Linked DNA regions of Homo sapiens: region 1 is linked to region 2. Evidence: chromatin loops called from intact Hi-C (ENCODE). Cell type or tissue: chondrocyte. All regions are shown on one strand. Each heading gives the region's core, and the rest is flanking DNA. Links, peaks and the distances in the headings are about the cores only.

Region 1 (10,500 bases), core at 4,279-6,778, 100 kb before region 2:
TGCTCCACCTTCACTTTCTGCCATGATTGTAAGCTTCCTGAGGCCCTCATCAGAAGCAGGTGCTAGCACCACACTTCCTGTACAGCCTGTAGAACGATGAGCCAAATAAGCCTCATTTCTTCATAAATTACCCAGCCTTAGGTATTCCTTCATAGCAACACAAACGGACTACGACAACTTTTGACAGACTCTCAACACTCCACTTTGTAAAAGAGGTTATTAGTTTCTTAGCATTGTCTTCTACTTTTCTTCTCCCTTGCCCCACTCTCCAATTCTTCTCAGCATCCCAACTTCTGTGGGCTGGCCTTTTACTAGTGCCAAACATTGTGACTCAGCTCATACCCTGCTGCTCAAGTTTCAAGTCCAGCATCAGTGTGTGCTATTGCCAGGCTAGAAGATCTTCATAAGGGAACTAAGGTCAATTTCACTAGTGACTTTCTCTGCTCTCTTGGGCAAGTCACCCAATTCCTTGAAACCATGGCTGCCTCATTCAACTTCCTTCATAGCTTTAAAATGAGTGGGAACAAAAGAGCGGCTGTAAAGTAATGCAACTTGTAAGTTCCACACTGCTATCCACACGGAAGGCAGGGGAACTTTCTGACCTGTCCTCTGAGAAGCATGGTGAGTCCTTGAGTGTGATCTCTTATCCCCGGCATTGGATGGCACCATCACTATGGGACTGATTGATGTCCTCCAGGCCCAGTGGTTGGGGAAGGAACATTTTATATGGATTCCTTTCACATCAAATCCCATCACACAACTCTCATAAATGCTCCTGCTTTTTGATGTGTGCATTTGAATCCAAGTTAATTATATTTTGTGATATTTAAAGGGGCAAAGGGAGCGATTTCATCCATTTTCAGCCTCCCTGGAGTAAATTGTTCTAATTTACTAATAATCAAATTTAATCCTTTCTTTTCCTTAATATTCTTGGTGGTTGCATTTCAGTCCCTTTACTGGCTTTACAGTAAAATCTTGACTACCCTAGAAATTTTTTTTATACATGCCTCGATTTATACTGATAAACCCTAGAAAAGATCATGCTTGGCCTGGATCTCTTCCTATATAGAATACTTTTCTAACTTTTTTTTCTTGTGGGAATAGCTATCTCTTTTTTTTGTATTTATTTTTTGTTATTTTTAAAAATTAAATTAATTTTTACATATATAATTTACCATCTTTACCATTTTAAGTGTACATTCAATGGTAATAAATGCATTTATATTCTTTTTATTTTCTTTCATGTCTCCTTCCCTCTTCCCCTTCCTGCCTCTGGTAACCACTAAGGTACCCTACCTTCATGAGATTTACTTTTTAGCTCCTACATATGAGTGGGAACATGTGATATTTGTCTTTCTGTGCTTGGTTTATATCACTTAAATGGCCTCTAGTTCCATCCATATCACCCCAAATGACAGAATTTCATTTATTTTTATGGCTAAATAATATTCCATTGGGTACGTAGACCATATTTTAAGAATTCATTCATCCTTGGGCACTTAGGTTTGTTCCAAATCTTGGTGATTGTGAATAGTGCTGCAATAAACTTACAAGTGAAGATATCTCTTTGATAGATTCCCTTTCTTTTGAGTATATACCCAGCAGTGGAATTGCTGGATTATATGGTAGTTCTATTTTTAGTTTTTTTGAGGAATTTCCATACTGTTCTTCTTTCTGGCTGTACTAATTTACATTTCCACCAACAGCACATGAGGGTTCCCCTTTCTCCATATTCTCTCCAGCATCTGTTATTGCTTACCTTTTTGACATGAGCCATTTTAACTGGGGTGAGATAATATCTGATTGTGGTTCTGACTTGAATTTCTCCAATCATTAGTGACATTAGTATTTTTTATATATCTGTCGATGATTTGCGTGTTTTGAGAAATGTCTGATCTGATTTTTGATCAGATTGTTTTTGTTTTTGTTTTGTTTTGTTTGACTTTCTCTACTCTCCTGAGAAGAGTTTGCTATTGAGTTGTTTGAGCTCCTTATATATTCTGGTTATTAATCCCTTGCCAAATGGATGGCTTGCAATTATATTCTCCTATTCTGTGGGTTGTCCCTTCACTTTTTTTATTGTTTCCTTTACTGTGTAGAAACTTTTTAGCTTGATGTAATCCCATTTGTTTATTTTTGCTTTTGTGCCTGTGCTTTGGAGGTCTTATACAAAAAATCTTTGCCCTAGATCAATGTTCTAGAGCATTTTCCCTGTCATCTTTAAGTAGTTTCATAGTCTCTGGTCTTAGATTTAAGTCTTTAATTCATATTGATTTGATTTGATTTGATTGCGTTTCATTCTTCTGCACATAGTTATCCAGTTTTCTCAGCACCATTTATTGAAAAGACTGTTCTTTCTTCATTGTATAATCTTAGTGTCTTTGTCAAAGATGAGTTTGTTGTAAATGTGTAGATTTATTTCTGGGTTCTATTGGTCTGTGTATCTATTTTTATGCCAGTACCATGCTGTTTTGGTTACTAGAGCTTTGTACTAGATTTTGAAGTCAGCTAATGTGATGCCTCAGCCTTGTTCTGGCTTAGGATTGCTGTGTTAGTCTGTTCTTATGCTGCTGTAAAGAGCTTCCCTGAGACTGGGTAATCTACAAATGAAAGAGGTTTAATTGATTCACAGATCCGCATGGGTGGGGAGGCCTCAGGAAACTTACAATCATGGCAAAAGGAGAAGCAGGCATGTCTTACATGGTGGCAGGCAAAAGAGAGAGAGAGAGGAGAGAGAGAGAGGGAGGAACTGTCAAACACAAAACCATCAGATCCTATGAGAACTCGCTCACTATCATGAGAACAGCATGGGGGAAATGGCCCCCATGATCCAGTCACCTCCTACGAGGTCCCACCCTCCCACACGTGGGGATTATGGGGATTACAATATGAGATGAGATTTGGATGGGGACACAGAGCGAAACCATATCAATTGCTTTAGCTATTCAGGGTCTTTTGGGTTCTATATACATTTTAGGATTTTTTTTTGTTTCTGTGAAGAATATCATTGATGTTTTGACAGGGATTACACTGAATCTGTAAATTGGTTTGGGTAGTATGGTCATTTAAATAATGTTATTTCTTCCAATCCATGAGCATTAAATATCTTTCTATCGTGCATGTGTGTCCTCTTCTATTTCCTTCATCAGAGTTTTATGGTTTTCCTTGTAGAGATTTTTCACTTCCTTTGTTAGATTGATTCCTCCTTGGTTAGATTGATTCTTAGGTATTTTATATTTTTTGTAGCTATTGTAAACAGGATTCCTTTCTTGATTTCTTTTTCAGATTGTTCACTGCTGGCATATATAAATGTTACCAAGTTTGTATTAATATATTGATTTTGTATCTTGCAATGTTGTTGAATTCATTTATCAGTTTTAACAGTTTTTTGGTTGAATTTTTAGGTTTTTCTAAGTACAAGATTATGCCTTCTGTGAACAAGACTAATTTGACTCCATCTTTTCCAATTTTGATGCCTTTTATTTCTTTCTCTTGCCTAATTGCTCTGACCAAGACCTGCAGTATTATGTTGAATAATAGTGGTGAAAATAGCCATCCTTGTCTTATTTCAGTTCTTACAGGAAAGGCCTTCAAATTTTCCCCCTTCAGTATTATGTTAGCTGTGGCTTTGTCATATATGGCCTTTATTAGTTTGAGGTATGTTCCTTGATTACCCATTTTTATAAGGGTTTTTATCATAAAGGGACATTGAATTTTATCAAATGCTTTTTCAGCATCTGTTGGAATAATCATATGGTTTTTGTTCTTGATTCTGTGAATGTGATGTATTATGTTTGTTTGTTTGCATATGTTGCATGTGTATGTTTATTTGCATTGCCCCATCTTTGCATCACTGGGATGAGTCCCATTTGGTCATGATGAATGATCTTTTTAATGTGTTGTTGAATTTGGCTAGCTAAGATTTTGTTGAGGATTTTTGCATCTATATTCATTAGTAATATAGGCCTGAAGTTTGTTGTTGTTGTTGTTGTGTCCGTGTCTAGTGTTGTTATCAGAGTAATGCTGGCCTCTTAGAATGAGCTTGGAAGTACTCCCTCCTCACCATTTGTTTTGAAGAGTTTGAGTAAGATCGGTATTTATTCTTTAATGTCTGGTAGAATTCGGCAGTGATTCAATCTGTTCCTGGGGCTTTTCTTTGATGGGATATCTCTCTTTTTGGCTCTAATCTTCCTAACAGGGGAAATTTTAACCTAGGAACATGATGCTTTCTATTGCTACTTTGTTCAAAGCCTAACAGTTTAATGTCAGCGGTAGTAATGATGACAACAGCAGCTGACCTGACTGAGCACCCCCACATGTGACAAGACACCATGCTAAGGGATTTACATCTCTTAGCTCCTCGAACCCTGACAACTGCCTTGTTTTCTCATTTCACACATGATGAAACGAGACTCAGGAGATTCAACAACTTGAGGTTAACAATGTGCCTAAGGTCACATCATAATTCTGGTGGGATGCAGCTTCCTATCTCCTGTAAGTGGGCCATTTTAAGGCCCACCCGGGCAGAGCCCCTCGACTGGCATAACTTAATAATACTCGATTTCAGATAACTTATTAAAATCATTTCACCACAGTAGAGCAAATAACTGTGGTCAATGGTGATGGCAGTGGAAACCTTTCCAGCAACCATGAGCTACTCTTTGCAAATGATCACTCTGGCGGATAATCCCATTAGTTCTCTTCTACCACCTCTTCAGAAATACTCTCACCTCCCAGCACAGAGGCACCTGGGCTGTGGCTTTTCCAGAAATGAAGAGATGGGGATGGGGGCAGGGAAAATAACACTTGATTATCTAAAATATCTCTATTTCTTAATTTTTAATTTATTTGGTGACAGTAATACAGAAAGCTGGAATAATGCCAAGCAGCCATGTGTCATACAACGAATAACTTGTCCTGCTGTGTGCTGTATTAAAAGGACTTTTTGAATGACTACATTATGGACACATTGAGTGCTCTGATCCAGAAGAGTCCATGGTGCCTTCAGACAAGAGCCCTGGGCACCTCTGTAGCAACGTGTCCCCTACTTCTCACTGTCCCCAAAGGTTTTCCTGAAATCCTGCCTTAGATATCAAGGAGGCCATTGTCATGGCCTCCTTCAGCACAGACCTTATTATTTCCTTATTGGAGCTGTCAAAAAATCTTGGGATGGTTCTTTTCTCAAGAATCATCCTTTGACACTTGCTAGTCTGTCCTAGAGCCTAGGAACATTCCCAGCTTTCTGCTCCTTTCTCTCCTTTTGCTGTCTAGGCCTTGCATACCCTGTGCTGGCTCCTGGCTCCTGGCCCTGCCTGGTGTGCTGAGCTGGCACCATCATCCCCTGGAGTCGGCTCAGGGCCAACAAATTTCTGACACAAGGAGATTAATTAGGTCCAGGGAAGCGAGAAGCAGGTGCTGTGAGTCATGTGGCGATCAGCTGTGCTTTCTCTATGATAGAATGCAAATGATCCCACACACTCAAATTCCCAGCATCATCATGACCATCATGACTGATCAGACCATGGCCACAGGGATTTTAACTCCAGTGATGACGGGCAGTGAGGTCAGCTACATCTCAAATCAAGAAAGACAGACAAGTCGGTAAACCAGCTTCTGTGAATCAGAACCATTGACCACATCTAATTCCAGGGAGCAGAGCCAAGGCTGCAGCCTGAGGGCATGTCTGTCACTAAGGCTGGTGAGATGCTGAGTCATTTAGTTTCCAGCAATTAGGCATCTTCTGCTCAAGCAAAAAGTAGCCAGATGACTATCTGGTGAGGTAAGCTGTAGTAATAATATGAACAATCATAATTGATTTGCATTGTGATGCCTACATCTAAAAGTACCTCCATTTATTTCTTTATGTTGTTGTGCATGTATTCATTCATTCAATGGACATCTTTTTGAGCTCAAAAGATGAGGAAACTACTGTGCTGGGCCTTAATGGCCCTTGCCATCAAGAAACTCAGGGTCTCTTGGGGAATGATACAAACACAAGACTCACAGCATCCAGTTAAAATGCCATGCTTTCTGTTATACCAGGCACCATGGAAACACCGTGGGAAGGCTGGAGAACTCTGCTTCTGGACGTGTTCATTCAGGCCCATCCTTGTCTCCACCTCACTTACTCTCTTCACTTCTGGCAGGGCTGAATGCCCTCATTTTACCCAACACCAGGAATCTCCAAGGAACCCCAGAAAGTTGCAGGACCCTGGACTCCTTTCTTGTAGCTAGGGGTCAGGTCAGGCACATGCACATCAGCTGCCGGGGAGGAAGTGGGGTGCAGGGATGCAGACCGGGCTGCAAAATAGCCTCTCAACATCCCAGCCTCTCTGCAGGAGAGATGCTGCCCGTGGCCACTCCAGAGTTGGTGGACCTCATTCATGTCTCCAGGAGAGATAAACGACTTTAACAAAACCCAGCAATATTAGCAAAGCCTGTGGCCAGAACATTTCAGTGAGTAATTTTAATGCCCAGGTGTGTAGCATGGCACAGAAAAACATCTTTGAGGATGGATTAACAACACATTTTGCCATCCCCTGAGAGATTTTACCCTGAACGCACACATCTCTAAGAGATGGTGTGGTCCCTATCATTAGATTGTTATGAAGAATGCTTTAGGAAGTCTCTCCCAGGTGCCAAGGCTCCTCTGGGAAAAGGTTCAAAGGGTGGTGGGCCAGTCCTCTGGGCACATGCATTCCTGGTGCAGACCACCAGAATTGTGCCAGTAGTAGCTAAGGGTGTTAGCAAGTCCTGGTGCATGCCACGGTGCAGGCCCAGGCAGCCAGCCTGTGCTCTTCATTCTGGGACAGTGCTGTCCTGGACTGTCCTTTATGACCACCCCCAGCCTTGGTTCTGCAGTGGGGCATGGTTGTGTGCTGGTGGCAACAAGGACACGCCCTGACCCTCTGCTCCCTCTCTTGTTCTCCTTTTGTTTTAACATTTTCCTCAGATTATAGAATTACCACATGCCAACTATTATGAGCTGAATTGGGCCTTCCCACCCACAAATCCATGTGTTAAAGCCCTAACCCCTAGCACCTCAGAATGTGACTGTATTTGGAGATAGGATCTTTAAAGAAGTAAATAAGTTAAATGAGATCATTAGGGTGGGCTCTCATCAAATTTGACTGATGTCCTTCTAAGAAGATGGGGACACAGACACACACAGGGGGAAGACCACGTGAAGACACAGGGCATCTGCAAGCCAAGGAGAGAGAGAGGCCTCAGGACTCTGCCAGCACCTTGAGCTCAGTCTTCCAGCCTCCACAACTGTGAGAGAATAAATTTTCATTGTTTCAGCCCCCAGTCTGTGGTATTTTGTTATGGTAGCCCTAGCAAACTAATACACCTTCCACAGAAAATTGAGGAGATATACACAAATTTAGATTGTGAAAATAATGACTATTTTTCTAAATCTCTCTACCCAGAGAAAATTTCAGTTACTATTTCAGTCATTTTTCTTACAGTTTAAAAATCCATATTATATAGAGAGACAAATTGACAGTGGTGGTAGTTAGAGATTACATTCTGTATCCAACTTGCCTTCTGAATTGACATTGCATGAATGAGTACCGCCTTATGTCAATAGGTTCGGGCCATAATTTAATCATTGGTAATATTGGGGGTCATGCTTTATTCTAGACAGACAGACCCACACACCCTACTTTTTAATTATATTATCCATACTGTTCTTTTTCCAGATTTCCTTATTTAGTAGTCAATATGGATAGATTTCTATGTTCATAAACATGGATTTGTGTCATATGTAAATTTTTGGATAATATTTTATAGAACAGGGTTATGAGTTTTCTTTAAACCTATATTGATGGTCATTTAAAATTTTTCATTTCTTTTTTTTTTTTTGTTAAAAATGAAAGCACTGTGAGGACTGCCTGATCGCATAGCTATGCACCCTGGAACTCTTTCTTTAGAACCAGTTCTGAGGCTGCAGTGCCTACGGTGGAGTTGAGGGAGTGTTTGCTTCCAATTCCTGCCTGTTGTCCTGGAGGTTGGCTGCGACTCTATCCCCAACAGCAGTTTATGGGCAAGGGTGTCCATAATCTTTTTGCACATTTAACATTCTCAATCTAGGCTGGTTTGGGGCTATAAATTATACCTCACTGGGGCTTTTACAAATTTATTGGTCATTTGCATTTCGTTTTATTTGAATTGCCTGTTTGTATTCTCTTTCTGCTTCTAAAAGTTGGTGTGTTTGCCTTTTCCTAACAGTTTTATAAGATCTTTTTAGGTAATAGCAATTTTAATTCTTTTATATGTATTTGGCAATTCCCTTCCTGCTCGCTATTCCCCCCAGTTTTCCTTATCTCTTAATTTTGTACATGGCAGGTTTTTATTTTATTTCAGAGCACATTTTAAGTTTTTATGTATTAACATCTATTAGTCTTTTCCTTATATTACTTCAGATTTTGGTTGCCTGCTTAGAAAGCACTTTCACACCCAGATATTCATACAATTTTCACTAAATGTTTTCTTTTACTGCCCTTATGATTTTTTTTAAATATTAAAAATATTTAGCCCATCTGGAATTCATTTTGGTGTGAGGTATGAGGTAGGACTGTAACACTATTTTCCCCTAAGATGGTTAGTAGGTTGTCACAACGCATTCCCCACTAATCTGTCCTTTTCCTGGAGATTTAAAGAGACACCTTTACATGTGTATGTGCTCTTGTGGGCCCCGCACAGCGGAAGGCATCCTGGCATTGTGAGAGTGCAAAACCTGCCGGGGAAGCCCCTCGGTGTCTCTCTTCTGTTATCAGCATTTGTATTGCTAGTTCAGTCATTTTTCCAGATGACTTTTAGAATGCATGCTGTTGCGATGTTAATTGACACTTTGCTATATTTATGGATTACTTTGCAGAGAATTAGAATAGTCTTGTTATCTAAATACAGCAAACATTTTATTTCTTCCTTTCCAGTATTTGCATAATTAACATATCTCTCTTTCCTCCTTGGAGTTGCTAGAATATGGCTGTACGGCAATGCTGAGACATCACGCTGAGCGAGAGTGGACATCCTCATTTTATTCCTACCCTTACCGTGGATCTCTCCTGTGCTTCACCACTCAGTATAATGCTGGCTGAGCTCTTCTGACAAATACCTTCCAAGATGTGAGGAAAACACACGTAGGTGCAGTTGTTGAATTGTATGATCTGCCACTGAAGTAATTAGTGTGATAATTACTTGGATTTTCTCCTTTAACAAATTATTGTTATAAATTATATTAATATATGTCATGCTAATAAATTATTTCCATATTCCTAGGAATAAAGCTGGGTAGTTTGTGGTATATTATTCTTTGAATTTATTCCTGGATTTAACGTAAAAATATTTTATAGGGAAGTGTTATATCTATACTCTTAAGTGCAATTGTTCTATAGATGCTTTTCATTGTTATCTTTGTTGAGTTTGGGCTTAAATGTGATGCTAGTCTTATATAATCAGTTTCAAACAATTTCTAAACTTTCTATGCTTTGGGAACTTTAAAATAGCATCATACTGAATTATTTCCCTCAAAGTCTGATAAAAATCATCTATGACCTGGATTACTTATAAGGGATCCAAAGGAAGGTGGGAAGGAAGTAATTTGCATTTGAAAAAAGCTTTCCCTCCTTGGGATTGGAGTCCTTTGATCAAAAAAAGTAGTTTTACAGTTCTGTGTGGTTAAAATTCATAATCATTTTGTCATTATTTACTACTTGTACTAAGAGAAAAAGGCTTGTAGAATTTCTACCTTATTTAGAATAGACTTTGTTAGGCCTAATTCATTATCAATATTTATAAATACTGAGTTAATACATTACTTTGTCTCTTTGTGGCTTACAATGTTTTCTATGTAGGTACTATGCCAAGTTTGTTAATTACATTATTCACGCTTTGTATGTCCTTTTTTATCTTGTTAATCCACAAAATTCTGTACAATGTGTTAGAGCTTCTCAGTACCAAACAATTTTATCAAATTTTTATGTTTTATATTTTCACATTATTTCCTCTACTAGTATTTGAAATGCAAATGTTCATGACTTCAATGTCTTCATTGTGGATTGTATATTTTATTAATAATATGATCATTTTTGCCTCATTGACTATTTTTAGGCTTTCTTTCTCTATTTGACATAAATATTCCCTCCCTTGCTTTGTCTATATCTGAATTTATCTGCTAGATCCTCGCCTAACTCCTAAGTGTCAAAGTATCAACCTCTATGCTTCATTTTACTTTAGATGGATCAGGTTTTGCTGTTTGAAGCACTCTAGGTACTTAGCCTTTGGATAGGGAAGTTTAGTCCACTTATTTTTGGATGTATTCTGATAACCAATACATTCAGTAATAGTCTTATTTTATCTTTTACATTTATCACATTTCCAGTATTTCTGATTTTATCTTCCTTTCTTTCAGTGGGTTGATCAGTAATATTTTCCTCTTTCGTTTGTTCAGCATTTGGCAAGTTATTTATCCAATTTCTATTGAATATATTTGGG
Region 2 (10,500 bases), core at 3,325-5,824:
CACTGTTGCATGGAGGATTAAGTTTCCAACACATGAATATTAGTGGCCACATTCAAACCATAGCAGGCTCCAAAGCCAGAGCCTCCTTCCCTACTGATTCTTGTACAGTTCTTGCTATTAAAAGCCTCCCTGGGGTATACTCCAAAGAGCAATAGCCTGCTACATGGAACCTGGATACACAGAGAAATGTGTGGTCCCAGCAGGCCCACCCCAGGTGCTGGTCCAGCCATGGCTTTGGGCTGCTCTGCATTTGATATGGGGTGTAAGACTGTTATTGGGTGTCTCAAGAGGCACCCCTCTTTGTGTGCAGGATCAGCAGCTGCCCTTGAGGCCCAGTTCTGCAGGGGGTAAACGACCATATGGTAAGCTTTGGCTGAGAGCACAGGCCTGCAGAGAGATTTTTAGTCAAGCATGTTCATTTCCCCAGCAGTACTCAACTAAAAAATTCCTTACTCTTGGGCTCTCCTGATTTTCCTTGCAAGCAAGAGTTAGGAAATGATGGGGCAAACCATGCTGGGAGCAGAGCGAGCCTGGGGTGGGGTGGCCACTCATGGACTTTCTGCCTTCTCATTGACACAGGTCTCCTATTAGCCTTTAGCCCTGTATTCATTTCTTTTTTTCCTTTTTTTTTTTTTTTTTTTAAAGACAGAGTCTCGCTCTGTCACCCAGTCTGGAGTGCAGTGGTGCGATCTTGGCTCACTGCAACCTCCACCTCCCAGGTTCAAGTGATTCTCCTGCTGCAGCCTCCCAAGTAGCTGGGATTACAGGCATGCACCACCACCCCTGCCTAATTTTTTTGTACTTTTTGTAGAGACGGGGTTTCTCCATGTTGGTCAGGCTGGTCTCGAACTCCTGACCCCAGGCAATCCGCCCACCTCGGCCTCCCAAAGTGCTGAGATTACAGGCATGAGCTACTGCACCCGGCCAGCCCTGTATTCATTTCTAGGGCTGCCACAACAAAGCACCAGAAACCAGGAGGCCTGAAGAACAGAGATGTATTGCTTCACAGCCCTGGTGGCTGGACGTCCAAGGTCACTGTGTCAGCAGGGTTGTTTCCTCAGAGGCCTCTGCTGGCTTGTGGGTGGCTGTCTTCTCCCTGTGTCTCTTCACATAGCCTTGCCCCTATGTGTGTCTCTGTGTCCAGATTTCCCCTTCTTATGAAGATGAAAGTCATGTGGGATTAGGAACCTCATTTTAACTTGATTACATCTGTCTTTACTTTATCTCCAAATCAGGTCACATTCTGAGCTACTAGGGGGTTAGGATTTCAATATATAAATGTGGAGGGACACAACTTGACCCTTCATAGGCCCCCTGTGTGTAAGTCCTGTCTCATTGCCTCAGAATGTAGGTCTCTGGAGATAAGCAAAATCTGGTGCCCAGGAACAACTTTCTCTGTGACCCAAAACCAACTAGTGCACCCTTTGAAGCCACCACTTCTCAATGGTGTGAAGTCCCTGAGCCTCAGATACAGGAACATGGCATGGGGCTAGGAGTCACACCTGCTGAGGTCTCACCTGGGTCCTTCACCTACTGATGGACTGGGTCCCTCTGAACTTCCACCAGGGAGAATTAAATGTGTGTTATGAGCAGATCTGTCGCAGAATCCGATGAGGAGGGGCAGAGCACAACCTCCCTAGGCGGCAGGACTTCCTTGCTGCATGAACCCACCCCACACTGGCCCCACTAATGACTGCTTTTCTAGACCCAGGAACTAGGATAGGGTGAGGAGATTGGGGTGAGGCCAGGACGGGCCACGCTGCCTGAATATTTCCAGGTCATGGGGACCCACACGCACCTTTGCGTCTTCCTTTGGTGGCTCTGACTCCTTTAATACCTTCTCTGTGGTATTAAAGAGAGGCGCCACCTCAGCCCTTCAGAGGAAGAGAGTGGGAGGCCGTTGGATGCCCCAGATTATGTCAAATTCCATGAGCTGAGTAAAAGGCCAGGGAGAGCCTGGAACCACTCGGCTGGAGGCCAGAACCTCACTGTGGTTCATTTGCTGTGGTGTCCCTAGAGGGGGACCGTCATGGCTCCAAAAAGTGCACGAAGATCATGAGGTGAGACCCAACCCTGATGGGCAAACTGTGCCAAGGACAAGACCTGGCATGTTGTCATCAAGTATGGCTGGAGGGAGGCTCCAGGATCATCTTCCCTAAAGACAGCAATGTCATTAATGGCAACATCCATGCACATGTTGTCCTTGTTCTCAAGGTTAAATCCATGCACAGCTCCACAGGAGGGTTTCCCCTGTGCTCCACATGGACCTGGCCAGGCGTGGAGAGGAGCCTGCCTGGAGGAAGTTGTGTGTGACGAAACAGCCGTCTCATTTCTTCCCACTTGCAGTGACCTCCTTCTTTTGTCTCTATCATTCCACTTTCCCTCACTCTCCAGGTCCCATGTGGCTGCACCATGAACATTTCCACCATTAATGGGTGAGAGGTCTTTCTTTTCTGCCATGAAGAGACCCAGCCAGGTACCACGGAGAAACCCAGAGTGAAAAACTCATGGTCAAGTTCCAAGTTGTTCCCAGACAAATGAACACCCCAGCACAACAGGGCCTCTTCCTAGGCCTTGCCCCACCTGCAGAGCAATGGCCCATCCCAAATACCATCTCCTCCCTCAGTAGCACCCAGCTCTGTGTCCACCCGACACTGGCTATGTTTCCTAAGTACAAAAAAAACACACTGTTTTCAGGAAAAGGGTCCTGTCCCTGAGCTCATTTGGCACTGGGCTGTCATGGTTGGAGGATTGTGCAATCAGACCCCGGGTTCGGGGGACATTTTCATGTCACTGGTTTGAATCCCATTTCCATCCAGTGGCTGGAGTGTATTCTCAGTGCTACTATATGGAGAGACATAAGGATTTCTCACCCAAGACTGAATGTAGATTTCTCTTCTGAATATGAGAAGTCACTCAGCTCTGCTAAGATTTTCCTCTGCCCTTCCTGTCCTCTGGCATTGTACCTTTGGGAGAAACAAGAAGGCAGAAAGGAGACTGCTTTGCCCCCTCAACTCTCCTGGGTCTACAGTGCCACTAGAAGCTAGCCAAGTCACCACCCAACTCTCCTCATGCCTGTATCACTCACTGAGGACTGTGTGTATGCTCACTGGGGTGAAATAGAAGGGAAGGGAGGTCACTGATGGACACTTTCTTTGGAGCAGGGGTGGACAAGTCCCAGGACAGCTGCCCTGAGAGCCACCCACCTACATACCCACGGAGCAAGAAGGCCCACAGGCTGCTCTAGAGGTCATGCTTGAAGAGGCAGGGCACGGGCAGATGTTGTTCATTGTCATTACTAGTAAGCACAGAGGCAGGGAACAGGCCCATGACCTCAGCCTCCCCAGCGGCAGCTGTTCCTCACCAAGAGATCCAGGGCCAGAGACTGCTCACTCACTTCCAAATTCAGAACGCAGCTACCCTCAAACTTCCAGATTCTACATTTTGTGATACGGAGGCTACCCGTCTCTTTCATTTCTGGCAGGATGAGTTGGAGAATTTCTGGTCCTGTTAGGCCTGTGTGACCCAGCCCTCCCCACTCTGCCCACACACAGCTGTGCAAGGTTTCAGACAGTGAGGAGCAGAGGGAAGAACAGACTGAACCCAGCCCTAGGGTTGAGTCTTCATCTCTTACTTTGACAAGCTTCTGAGTATTTTTGTTGTACTTTTCCTATCATTTTTTTTGCCCAATGCAAGAGTTAGAACAAACTTAGATATTACAAAAACAGGTCGTCTTAGTAGGTGGAAAGCAGGAACCCTGGCTGGTGGTGGCTGTGTGAAGATAACCTCAGCCACCTTCCATGAACCCAGGCACCCTCTTGAAGCCTCAGCAGGCACTCAGTGCAATCTGAGGCCAGGCCCTTCCTCCAGAGCCCAAGCTCCTGGCCTGCCCTGAGAATGAACCACATATGGAATGGACAGACAAGATGCCTTTCTCTTAGGTTTTCTTACCAAAATAAACAAATGCATTTGGGAAGATTAAATCCCCTTAATCATGAGAGTGAGAGACCATTCTCTGCAGAGAAACTCCCTAGTCCGAGGGCTAAGGGAGTTTCTGTGACAGGATGAAAACATTTATTTGAGTGAAATTTTCTTCATAGGTGAGAATGGAGGAGGACTTTTGTTGAGACACACATCCCAGAAGACAGCACCTGGGCCAGCAATGACACCCTGCCTCCCCTAGCCCCATTGCTGCATCCTGGAGGGTCCTGAAAGGTCCCAGCCTCCCAGGGGCAGGAAGGGAAGGCACCTTGGCCACAGTTGTTGGAGCTGAGACCACATGATTTTCCTGGTGTGTCTGTCTCCAACTCTTACCTACCACTTCCTGCCTAGAAAGTTCCAGACTTGGAACCTGCGTGAATGTGGCCCTTGTCTTTTGCTTTGCCCAGGGGTGGGTTGACATGATTTTACATGTGGGAGACCCAGAAGTCACATGATAGATGTCAAGAGTCAGGAGGAAGAAGACCCTGGGAAGGGAGAGAGGGAGGCAACAGCTATGTGCACATCACAAGGCTTGGCAAGATGAGGGGCATCCTCCAGTCGGATGGCCGTAGTTCTCTGCTTTCCTTGCATTTGGAAAAAAGAGTCCAGTAAGCTTGCACCTTAAGAAAAGGCAATAGTGTCGATGCACTTGGACAGAAGATTGGTATCCTATTGCGGAGGCTGTGAATGCCCAGAAGACTAAGCCCGTCACCGAGGTCTCCTCAAAAGCACTTCTGAGCAAGCTGCATTGGTGCCTCCCTCTCCCTCCGCCTTCCGACTTCCAAATTCTATCACCTCATGTTTAATTTCACGTTGTCAAGGTTAACATTCTTCTTTTCGTTTGTATAGTTTATTAAACACTTGTATCCTGCCATCTCTGTGCCTGGTGCTATTCTAAGCACTTTAGAAAAACTAGCCCATGGCCAGGTGTGGTGGCTCATGCCTGTAATGCCACCACTTTGGGAGGCTGAGGTGGGAGGATTACTTGAGCCTCAAGAACAGCCTGGGCAATGTAGTAAAATGCTGTCTCTACACAAATAATAAAGAAAAATTAGCCAGGCATGGTGGCATGTGCCTGTTGTACCAGCCACTTGGGAGGCTAAGGTAGGAGGATTGCTGGGCGGTCAAGGCTACAGTGAGCTGATATCGCACCATTGCACTTCAGCCTGGGCAACAGAGCAAGACCCTGTCTGAAAAGAAAGGAAAACAAAACAAAACAAAACAAAACAAAACAAAAGACGTATTAGCTCATATATAGAATCTAACAAAGTTGATCTCATGGAGGCAGAGAGTAGAATGATGGTTATCAGGGGGTTGGGGAGTGGTACTGGGGGATTGGGGAGATGTTGATCAAAGGATAGAAAATGTCAGTTAGATAAAGGAATAAGTGGATGTATAGTGTTCCTACCACAAATATCATATCTAGGTGGGGTGATGCACATGTTAATTAGCTAGATTTAGTCATTCCACAATGTATGTACACTTCAAAACATCATGTTGTACTCAATAAATATATATATAATATTAGCTATCAATTTAAATAAACATTTTAATAACTTAAAAAACAAAATATCAATTCAATCACTTCTCTGACAAGAGTCCTTGCTGGAGTTGCTGTTCCTGCCCTCGTGCTCTGATGAGGAAACCTGAGGGCGCAGAGGCTGAGGCCTTGCTGAAGGTTGCATGCCTGCTGGCTCCGGTGACAGCTCACGCTCTTGTGACCTGCAGGCCAGCTCTCCTCTCCTCCTCTCTGCCTTCAGCCCCGCTCACCTGCTCTCCCTGCACTCCCTCCAGGGACTCTTCTCATCCCCAGATCTCCACTAGTTCCTTTCTTTCATCACATTGATGTCTATCTTGTGCCAGGCCTTGTGTACAAGCTGGGACCCACCACAAGCTTTTCAGACTTGGCTGGCGCCCGGTGGGCTCCCAGTGCAGAGGGAAGCATGTGAGTAACCAGGTGTCACTGCCCCTGAGGTCTACTCAGCACCTCACAGCCCATGGATACCTTGCAGAATTAGTACAAGCTGTTCCTTTCTCCAAGCACATAGCAAATCCCATCACAATGTGTACCTGTGACAACCCCAAATGTGAACTGCATTCTGTGTGAAGCCTCCACAGCTGCAGGTGGAGACCTACAGAAGGGGCATATGGGTTGGGGGCCTGTCCAAGCCTGGGGAAGGGTCAGCCACGCTTCTCACTGGAGAGCACCTCTGCAAAGTGCCAGCTTAGCCGTTCCTTTGTGATAACAATAGTGGAGCGTTCTATGCCCTTGTCCACACCTGGGTGTTTACAGAGGAAAATCACTAAAGAGCATTTGTGACTATGACCACATAAATACTGTTCGTGACAGAATCCACACTCAGTCCTTGGGCCACTGTAAGGAGCATGACTCTAGAGCTGGACTTGAACTTGGACACCAGAGTTCTATCTGCTCCAAAACCATTAAGTTATTCTGCCTTCCAGTTTGCCAGGATGGGCTGGCAAGTTGTTTCAAAAGTAAACACAGCAGAGTCTTTTATTTTTTTAAGCAATGTTAGATGTTTCCTGTTCCAAAGTGCACACCGCAGCCCCTGGGCTCCATGCCTGATTTTCTCCAGGGCAGACATCTGGAGGATGACTCAGAGACCCACAAAAAGAGATGTCTGCAGGCTGGGCCCTGCAACCCTGGGCACCCCAGTGGGATACCCCAGAAGTGAGCAGTTATTATCTCTTGTGTTGACAGTGGCATGTGCTGGAGCCATCCCTAAAGACTAGAGGGAAGGAAGGAGAGGCCCCCGGCCCCTCCTGAGAGGCCACTTAACTTCCCCAGCCACTGTGGGTCAAATGGCTTTTCTTGTTATCTGGAGGCCTGGACACTCACACTAGTGCCCTTATCCTCTTCCCTCCACTCGCTCTCTTTGTTCTAAGCCTTTCAATGCTGGGTCCCCTGCTTTGTGGACCATATAGGGATCTGGGCATTTTCACCTCCCACCTCCTCTGGTTCGCTCCTCTATCTCTCTCTGCGAGAGAGGGAAAAGAAAGCAGAGTGAGGACTCAGGCACCACACAGATAAGCCTGTCTGACACGCCTGGCTCATTTTCTGACAGAACAGCAAAAGGATGGAATGGCTTCAGCTCTGGGTTCACCTTGCCTGACTCTTCTTCCAGAAAATTGAAAGCAGCAGAGGACCCACAAGATTACTGTCATGAGCCCCCAACAGTCCTATTACAGAGGGAAAGAGCAACTGAGGCCAGGTTGGAGAAAGGACCGCTTCCCAGTGTGGGCTGAACTTGTCCCACAAAATCCATGTGTTGAAATCTTGATCCCCATTTCACAGAATGAGACTGCATTTGGAGGGAAGACCTTTAAAGAGGTGATTAAGGTAAGATGGAGTTGTTGCGGGGGCCTAATCCCATATGACTGGAGTCCTTATAAGAAGAGGATATTAGGACACAGGCACACACAGACCACGTGAAGATACAGGGAGAAGGCAGCATCTGCAAGGCAAGGAGAGAGGCCTTAGGAGAAACCAACCTTGCAACACCTTGATCTTGGGCTTCCAGCCTCCAGCATGGTGAAAAAATACATTTCTGTTGCTTAAGCCACACAGCTGGTGGCTTCTTGTTATGGCAGCCCTAGCAGACTAATACACCCCTAAATTACACAAGAGGAGGTGGCAGTGGAGAAGTCCCTGGGGCTGACCCCAGCTTTCTGCTCTGTCCCACTGCCACTGTTTCATTGTCACTGGAAGCATTTCTCTTCTCTTTTAGGGAAGCATGCAGCACATGTATACACACATGCACACACACACACACGTGCATCCTGAAGGATAAGTATGTAGTTATTCAGGTGGAGAAAAAGAATAAGAAATTATGTAAAGGAAAGGAAACAGCTCCAGCAACATGTGGGGGAGCTGCAGCCCTGTGGGTGGGCTCAGGAGAAGCCCCCCAGCTCTAGGCAACCTTAGGAAAAGCTGGAGAGGGTCAGGAGACCAGGTGAGAGGCAGGCAGGGTGGGACCCAGGCACATCCAGGTTCCAAGGGAGGATCTGAGACTTCATCCTGCAAACAATAGGTTCCATAAGGGATTTTAGATGGAATGACGTGGTCAGCTTCAGTCTCAGGCTGAAGAGGAGACCTGGACGTTGGATGGAGCCTGGAAGCAGACTGCCCAGTAGCCCCTTCAATGACGGCCTGGGTAGCAGAGCAGCAATAGTGAGCTGAGGGCCTGTGAGGCATCCTGCCCTCCCTGCCTCCTTGTGGCCCCCCAGAGCAAGTGGGACAGTCCCAGGGAGGGCAGGTGGCTCTGCAGCCGCACAGCAGGGGACCGTGCAGCCCCTAGGGGAAGGAGGTGGCACCCAGCCCTGTGGATTATTTTCTATCAGAGCTCAAAGAGGAAAGCAGTCTGCAAAGTTGAAGAGTAGTTGAGATCTCATGTGTTTGAAAGCAATCCCTGTACAAAACACCAAGAGACTTTATAGAAACATTAGGAGGCAGCAGCTTCCCTGTTGGTAAGAGTTCACTCTCAAATAAAATCCACATGTTATTTATGTTCTTTGACCCAGCTGTTAGCTCCCTATAGATATTGAGATATAAGAATAATCTGGTAGTAATATTATTCCATTTGGAGTGGATTCTTTGTTCTTAAGCTAAAAGGTGATTAAGGGAAAGATCCACCAGGAGGTATTAAGGGGCTTGAGTAGCTTGGATGAAGATGGGTGAGGTAGCACATAGAAGCCATCCACACAAGATTGCAGAAACAGTAGAGCTGCATGTCTAGCAAGTCTTTATTGCTTTTCAATAACATGATAACATTCCTATAAAAGTAATTTATAGATGGACTCAAGGCAAAGCTGGGAAGCTGAGCCTGTGGGTTTTAGAGAAGAACCCACAAGCTCCAACCGGGAATTGTATTGGGTTTGTTTTTCACGGTTGAGGCCGCTGCTCTTTGCTCTCAGATTTCAAACTGAGATGCACTGGCTGCATGCTAATGCAGGAGCAGCAGCCCAGCTATGAGCTCCATGAGTCAGGAAGGAACCTAGAGAATTTTCACATTCCCAGGTTCAAAACTGTGCAGAGGCAGGTGATTGCCAGGAACTTTGTGTTTGGTGAAGTGATGCCCTTAAGGGAGGAGGCTGGGACCCAATGCACATGGGCCTCAGGGACCCAGCAACTGGGAGCAGCCAGGCCCCGCAGGTTGGCATTTGCCTTTACTTGTGGGCATGCGTAGACGTGGGAGTGGTTTCACAAATGGCATGAAGTGAAACAGGCAAATCTCACCTATTTTCTGACAGCAGCACTGTGATTCTTAATATTGGATAGGAAACTAGAGTTTGTGGCTGATGTAAAGGAGTAAATCTAGTCTGAGAATAGGAAATAAAAAGCCTGGTTATTTGGTAACATGTACCTTAGACCTCCAGACCTTGGCAGGCTCAGGCGTGTTGAGGGGAGCACCCAGGCCTGAGAACTGTGTGTGCAAAGGTCCTGGACAGAAAAGAGTTTGGTTGGCTTTAGGTGAAGAGAGAAGACCGCTGTGGCTGAAGCCCATTGAGTGAGAGTGTCCAGACAGAAGATGGAGCCTCAGCCTTCAAGGCATTGTGGGCCATGCTAACAGCTGACGGAAAGTTATCTGCCGTGGTGTGGGCAAAGTACAGAGAGCAGGACCAATGAAATCATTCTCCAGAGGCCCCGGCAGTGCTGAGAAAGCCTCAGGCTTGGGGACAGAGCCACTGGAAAAGAAGACCCTCCCTTCTCTGGACCCAAGCTCCTTCCCACAGGTGGCACATGGCCATGCTGAGACGGACACAGTGGACCTCATTGTGGTGACTGAGTGGAAGAGTTTCTGGAACATTCCCAGGCACCTGCTCACCACCATCCAACCTCTCAGCCACCCGAACCCAAAGAGAATCCTTTCTTCACATTTTCCCATCTTTCTGCCTTTCCTTCCTCTGTTTTTCTCTTCCTGCTGTCCTCTTTCCTCATCTCTCCATCTTTTCTTCCATCCTTCTCCTCTTCATTTTTTTTATTTTTAAATATACTTTACTTTTGAGAGCAGTTTTAGTTCACAGCAAAATTGAGTGAAAGTACAGAGAGTCACCATCCTGACACGTCCACAGTGTACATTAGGACGCAGTGTACATTAGGAGTACGCAGTGTACATTAGGGCTCATCTTGGTGTCGCACAACCCTATGGGTTTGTACAAATTTATCATGACATTTATCCACTGTTAGGATATTGTACAAAGTAGTTTCACCGCCCTAACATTTCTCTGTTCTCTGCCTATTCATTCCTCCCTCCCCACTAATCCCTGGCAACCACTGATCTTTTTACTACCTCCATAATTTTGCCTTTCCAAGAGTGTCATATAGTTGGAATCATACAGTATGTAGCCTTTTCAGATTGGCTTCCTTCACTTAGCAGTATGCCTTTAAGTTTCTCTCATGTCCTTTCATGGTTTGATAGCTCCTTTCTTCTTAAGCACTGAATATTAATCCATTGTCTGGATGTACCACAGTTTATCCATTCAGCTATTGACATCTTG

The links. Peaks named below come from ENCODE experiments on the same cell type or tissue, not always from the same donor. Only the 100,000 strongest peaks of a DNase experiment are listed, where the experiment ranks them.
Region 1: it touches region 2 in a loop (2.7-fold over the local background); 5 of 110 quality-filtered maps call a loop at or near these places.

What each region holds. Positions count from the first base shown.
Region 1 is chr10:44,296,376-44,306,875 of GRCh38, reverse strand. It overlaps LOC124902544 (a long non-coding RNA gene), which reads left to right. Exons shown (of 3, transcript XR_007062369.1): 2 at 8,979-9,146. Among named protein-coding and RNA genes, the nearest start is that of LINC02881, 8.9 kb to the right of the region's middle. RefSeq lists enhancers at 4,967-6,166, 8,455-8,956. In chondrocyte, for the core only: no CTCF peak of the experiment used is centred there; a DNase peak (open chromatin) is centred at 5,646.
Region 2 is chr10:44,191,718-44,202,217 of GRCh38, reverse strand. No RefSeq gene overlaps it. Among named protein-coding and RNA genes, the nearest start is that of LINC02881, 96 kb to the left of the region's middle. RefSeq lists enhancers at 3,383-3,492, 5,862-6,031, 7,712-8,211, 8,212-8,713 and a cis regulatory region at 5,946. In chondrocyte, for the core only: no CTCF peak of the experiment used is centred there; no DNase peak of the experiment used is centred there.